Regions from separate parts of the Homo sapiens genome. Here region 1 is linked to region 2. A link is a loop called in an ENCODE intact Hi-C map of the cell type or tissue named here. Cell type or tissue: PC-9. All regions are shown on one strand. Links, peaks and the distances in the headings refer to the core of each region. The heading gives the core; the rest is flanking DNA.

The links. A loop is a pair of places that touch in the nucleus more often than their neighbours do. Peaks named below come from ENCODE experiments on the same cell type or tissue, not always from the same donor. Only the 100,000 strongest peaks of a DNase experiment are listed, where the experiment ranks them.
Region 1: it touches region 2 in a loop (2.2-fold over the local background); 4 of 110 quality-filtered maps call a loop at or near these places.

What each region holds. Positions count from the first base shown.
Region 1 is chr1:77,416,169-77,419,049 of GRCh38, reverse strand. It overlaps AK5 (adenylate kinase 5), which reads right to left. Exons shown (of 14, transcript NM_174858.3): 8 at 1,335-1,411. Among named protein-coding and RNA genes, the nearest start is that of AK5, 140 kb to the right of the region's middle. In PC-9, for the core only: a CTCF peak has its summit at 1,770 (motif pointing right); no DNase peak of the experiment used is centred there.
Region 2 is chr1:77,532,403-77,535,325 of GRCh38, reverse strand. All of the region lies in intron 12 of AK5 (adenylate kinase 5), which reads right to left. Among named protein-coding and RNA genes, the nearest start is that of ZZZ3, 150 kb to the left of the region's middle. In PC-9, for the core only: CTCF peaks have their summits at 1,237 and 1,436 (motif pointing right); a DNase peak (open chromatin) is centred at 1,465.

The sequences.
Region 1 (2,881 bases), core at 382-2,881, 120 kb after region 2:
CTGTGATATAGAGATAATAATTCTTACTTCCTAGAGATGTTGTGAAGAATTGCTGAGTTAATATAAGAAACTCGGCACAACGTTTTGCATGTAATAAGTGCTTAATAGATGTTAAAAATTACTATAAACATGTGTAGCTATTATAGCACTTGCCAACATCATCTCCTTGCTTTGTGCTATAAGGAAAGAACTTTATACTCAAGAAAATAGCTCCTGAATACGTATATGAAATATACAGCCAGCCATTACACATGGACACTGGTCTGATCTGTTTGCTTTATTTGTGATGAATATTAGTTAAAGATGGGAACAAAGCCTCCCCCAAGAACATGTTCACTTGGCTTTTAGCCATTGCTGAGGAGCACTGATGAGAGGCGGAAGAAAGTTTTGGACATTTTTCTTTTTTAAAAATAAAGCCTAATTAGGGGGTTGGCTCATTTGCCAACTATTTTGGTTCATTAAAATATAGCAGCAGAGAGAGTTCTTCTGCTGAGAGGAAAATGACCCAGATAAATGTCTTCAGTTTTATTCAAAGAGAAAATGTATTTAACTTCTTGGCTATGCTTTCCTCGTTCATCATTCCCTTCCACAGACTAGTGATATGGTTTGGCTCTGTGTCCCCACCCAAATCTCATCTTGTAGCTCCCATAATTCCCACATGTTGTGAGAGGGAGCCAGTGGGAGATGACTGAATCACAGGGGCGGGTCTTTTCTGTGCTGTTGTGATAGTGAATGGGTCTCACAAGATCCGATGGTTTTAAAATCAGGAGTTTCCCTGGACAAGTTCTCCCTTTGCCTGCTGCCATCCATGTAAGATGTGACTTGCTCCTCCTTGTCTTCTGCCATGATTGTGAGGTCTCCCCAGTCATGTGAAACTGTGAGTTCTCCATTAAACCTCTTTCTTTTATAAATTGCCCAGTCTTGGGTATGTCTTTATCAGCAGCTTGAAAATGGACTAATACAGTTAGCGATAAAATAGCAGAGCCCTGAACCTGTAGCTGATGCTCAGTAAATATTATTAGTTTATTAGTGGGAAGGGATAGAGACACAGGCAAATTCTTGGGCAAGAGAACCTCATTTCTATCCCATGTTAACGTTTGATGATAAACCTTTCTTTAATTCACTGTGTTTTGAATCTTAGGACAAGGGAGTGCCAAAAAGCCAAACTTAGTGAATGAAAACTGTAGACTACTGTAATTTATCATGTAATATGTTATTAGTTATCTGTATATATTTCACAAAATGAGTTTTTATAATTCAAATTTTCATAAAACATTTACAAAGGTTCAACTTAAAAACATTTAAATAGAGAACTATTTTCAGATTTTAATTACCTGATCTTCATAATCAGATCCTGTATCAATGATCTCTCCAGTGTCCAATATCATCGAAGGATCAAGGTCACTTGAACCTAAGATTAGGAAAGAAAAGATAAGTGGATGGAGGTTGTCTATGTATGTTTCTAAAGCAAACAGTCTCTCACTAGGTTTCCATATTTTCCTATATCACATTAAATTCACAAACATTTCTAGACTGTTCTCATCTGCCAGGTACAATGTTTTGCTGGAGATTCAAAATGCAGAGACTCTGGACACTGTCTGCATCCTTAAGAAGAAGAAAATACTGTGAGGAAGAATAATTTGTCAACAAGAGTTATTATTAAAGGTTCAGCAACCCAAGAGAGTGAGCTACTAATTCTGATTAGTAGTAGAGGTGATGGTGGAGTTAAGATTCTTCATGAGGTACTAATCTATGATCCTGAATTTTGAGGGTGAATACAGGTTGTCCAGGAGGGGGAGCAGTTTCAGGATTTGCAACAATAATGGAAGTAGAAGGAACACCATGAGCAAAGTACAGAGTGGGAGGAGAGTAAGGGGTTTCCAGAAACAGGAAGGGCTAAGTTTGCGTACTCCCTGAAAACTCGAGTTTTTCCTCAAGCCTTCGGGTCACCTTAGTTGCTGAAGGTAAGAAAAATCGGGTTAACTTAATGTATGAATAGAGAGATTATTTCCCTTAGGTACTACAGGTTTCATTAAATCAGTTACCCATTAATCCCCAAGGCTCAGACTTAAACTGGTAATTTTTACAATGGGACTTCTGAAGCACAACTGATTCATCATTCTCATTTAATAACTCTTTCCTGCTAGGAAATATATATCATCTAACTACCCAGAAAGACTGAATTCAGTGCTGCCCATAAAATATTATATATCCTGTGAAAAAACATTGTTTCACTGTAAACTTGGCCTTGGCAAATCATTCTTAGTCAGAATATCCAATGAGTAATGCATAATGAATATAAATTTGTAAAAAATGTTAAGCATCTCATACACTTCTCAGATATAGACCTGTCCCCGATGTTGCTTTCATATTTTCTTTCCAAATGAGTCGGGGTATGTCCTTACACAGTCTTCTCTCATCTCTTCTCTTTTTTCCCCCTTCTCTTCTCTTATCATTGTCCCTGCTGTCTACCAACTTGACAAAGTAATAGCCATTACCAAATTGATTAAGTTCTAAGCAGTAATGCCAGTGTTTACTGTGTTTATATCTTTACATTTTTTACAGGATGATAAAGTTTTTCAAAATGGACATACTAAACCATCAAACCATTTTGGAAAAGTAATCATAGCGTTGCCATGAAGAGTTGCAGTTGCATAAGTGTGTTCAGAACAACCCTGGGTGATGCTAGTCATGCTGTCAGCACAGCCCTTGCCAGACCACTGTTCATAAGATGGCTGCTAGAATGGAGTTGGCAAGACTACCCACCATACTATTAACAGAGATTAGAAGGTAGAGGTGGGAAACTTTAATTTACATATGTATTTTAACATTAGTGGGATTATACATAATTTTTCTACCTTTGTACTTTTGGTATTTTTTT
Region 2 (2,923 bases), core at 265-2,764:
CCAGGATGGGCTTCATCAATTCGTTATCTCACTTTACTTGTAAGCTACTCTCCCACTGAGACACAGAAACACCTTGAATCTGACCTGTAACTATTTTGACCAACAGACTGTAGCGGAAATAATGTCCATGCTTTTAGAGTCTAGGTCACAAGAAAGTTTGCAGTTTCTGTCTGGTTTTGTGGAACACTTGCTGCAGTGGGGAGTCCGCTGCCATCTAAGATGTCCAACTATCCTGAGACTGCCAGGCTGAGAGGAAGCCCAAGTTAGCCATGTGGAGAGGCCATGTGGACGGAGATGCCCTACCAGCCCCCAACTGTTTTAGATATCCCAGCCCTGGCTCCAGACATGGATCTCAGCCCCAGCCACTGTCTGAGTGCAATTGCATAAGGAACCCCAAGTGAGAACCAGCCCGCTGAGCCCCATAACTTCCAGAACCACGAGAGATAATAACAAATTGTTCTTTAAAGTTTTTATTTTCTTTTCTTTTGTAAGAGATGGGGTCTCGCTCTGATGCCCAGGCTGGAGTGCAATGGCTATTCATGGCATAATTATAGTGCACTATACAGTCTTGAACTCCTGAACTCAAGTGATCCTCTTGCCTCAGCTTCCGGAGTAGCTGGGGCTACACACACATGCCACTGTGCCAGACTTACATATTGTTCATTTAAACTGACTTCCTCATTAACTAGAAGTCTGACTCAACTTCTCTGCATCTGAGTCTTCTCATTCATACAATGAGGATGATCATAGGATTGCTGTGAGGATGAAATAAAATTAAATAAGGTAACATACGTATGCTCCTTGGCATACAGCAGACACTCACTAACGATTCACTGTTACGCTTATTTCCTCTATGAGGCTTAGGTTCCCCGTGTGCAGGGATTAAGAATTCTCTGCTCCTAGTCCCAAGTCTTGCACACAGTAGGTGATGAAGAAATGTTTTAATGAATGAGTGATGGTGGTATGATCTGTGTTATGAGTCTCCCCATCTCCATATCCTTCTCTTAAATGTTCTTTTGTCTCTGGGACATGCTTACTTTGCATCCTCCTCCAACCCTGGATCAGAGGAAACCATTACTCCCCCTGACCTTGCCACATTCGAGCTGTGAGTAAATGAAGGCTTGCCACCACTGTAGAAAGTGTGTGGGGTGGGATGAGAACAAAGTTCAGTCAAGAAGAGGATGTTTAGGCAACACGGAGAACTCGTAATATCGTGAGTTGCCAGACAGTGTTGGTCAAACATTTATCTACCTCCTCTGAGGGGTGTACTTTAAGGAACAGAGTGGAAACATTCTCCAAAATCGACAACAGTGCAATAAACCTCTGGAATAGGTCATGCGACTTTTCTGTCTGTATTAATTGGAAGGAAAAAAAAAAAGAGCATTTGTGCAGCAAGAAAGGCTGGGTGAGGGTTTAGGAAAAAAATGACCCTTGTTCACCAGCAGAGGGCGAGCTTGGGAGGCGGCTTAATGTTCTCCCTGAAACAACTTTGGGTTAGGGTTGCATGAGACAGCCAGGCGATTTTTCCAATTGTGGGGTTATTTTCAGGCCATTTGTGGGGACAGGAAAGATAATTCAGGGACACAGGTACAAACAGAGATTATATGTCACTGAGCAGGAGCCGGCAGCAAATGACCTTTTAGACCAAAATAAGCACGGGGCAGAGAGGTAGCTTTTTCTTCCACACTGATTCCCAAAGTGTGGCCCACGGACCAGCAGCATGTCATTTGGAAGCTTGTTAGAAATATAGACTCTCAGGCACAACACGCGACCTGCTGAAGCAGAATCTGTTTTTTTTTTTTTTTTTTTTTTTTTTGGTGACAGAGTCTTGCTCTGCAGCCTAGGCTGGAGTGCAGTGATGTGATCACTGCAACCTCTGCCTCCCAGGTTCAAGCAATCCTCCTGTCTTAGCCTCCCAAGTAGCTGGGATTACAGGTGTGCACCACCACACCCGGCTAATTTTTGTATTTTTAGTAGAGACGGGGTTTCACCATGGTGGCCAGGCTGGTCATGAACTCCTGACCTCAAGTGATCCACCCACCTCAGCCTCTCAAAGTACTGGGATTACAGGTGTGAGCCACCGCACCCAGCCTAGAGTCTGCATCTTAACCAGATCCCTAAGTGAGTCTTCACAGCATCATAGTTTGAGAAGCTACTCTGACAAGCCATTTTCCTGTGCCAAAACTAGGGGGTTTGACCTAACCTCTCTCTCCTGGAATCAGCACTCTCTTCCTATATAAAAAGCTATCGATCAGTTATTCTATTTGGAAGTGACCTGAACCATTTGTTTTTAATACCTAAAATTTTTTGAAATGTTTCAATGAGATACCATCTAATTTTTTTCAAAATGCTTCGCTATGTATCATTAGAAAGTCCCTTGGAGTAGCTGTCTGGTTCCTAGCTCTGCTCTTGTTTTCACCGGACTGTGGTTAGTCTTCAACATCAAGTAAGCAGACGAGCAGAGAACTCTGCCCTTGGCTGAATGAATCAGAGACTTGGGGACATTGGCCTGCCCCCAACATCACCCTGCTGGCACCCTGGGGCTCTGGCACCAGCCTCACCGGATTCTCCATGGCCTTTGGTTTTCAGGGGACCTTAGTTAGAGCACAAGTGCCCTTGGAAGGGCTGCTGAGATGCCATCAGCAACATTTCAGCAGCTGGCTATGCTTCACTGTGCTAAGGGCTTTACAAACAGCCATCCCATAAGCCCTCTGGCGCTCTTGCCGGGAAGTATGATTATTCCCACTTTAAGGATGAGGAAATGGAGGCCCTCAGAGGTTAACCTTCCCAAGGTCACTAGGGACTAGTGAGTGACAGGCCTGAAGCAGATACATGTAACCCCAAAGCTTGGTGACCTCACCCTGATGGAGAGAGCCAACGCCTTCAGAATGAAGTTTGGGCAAGAAGCTGAGTGGGCCAAATG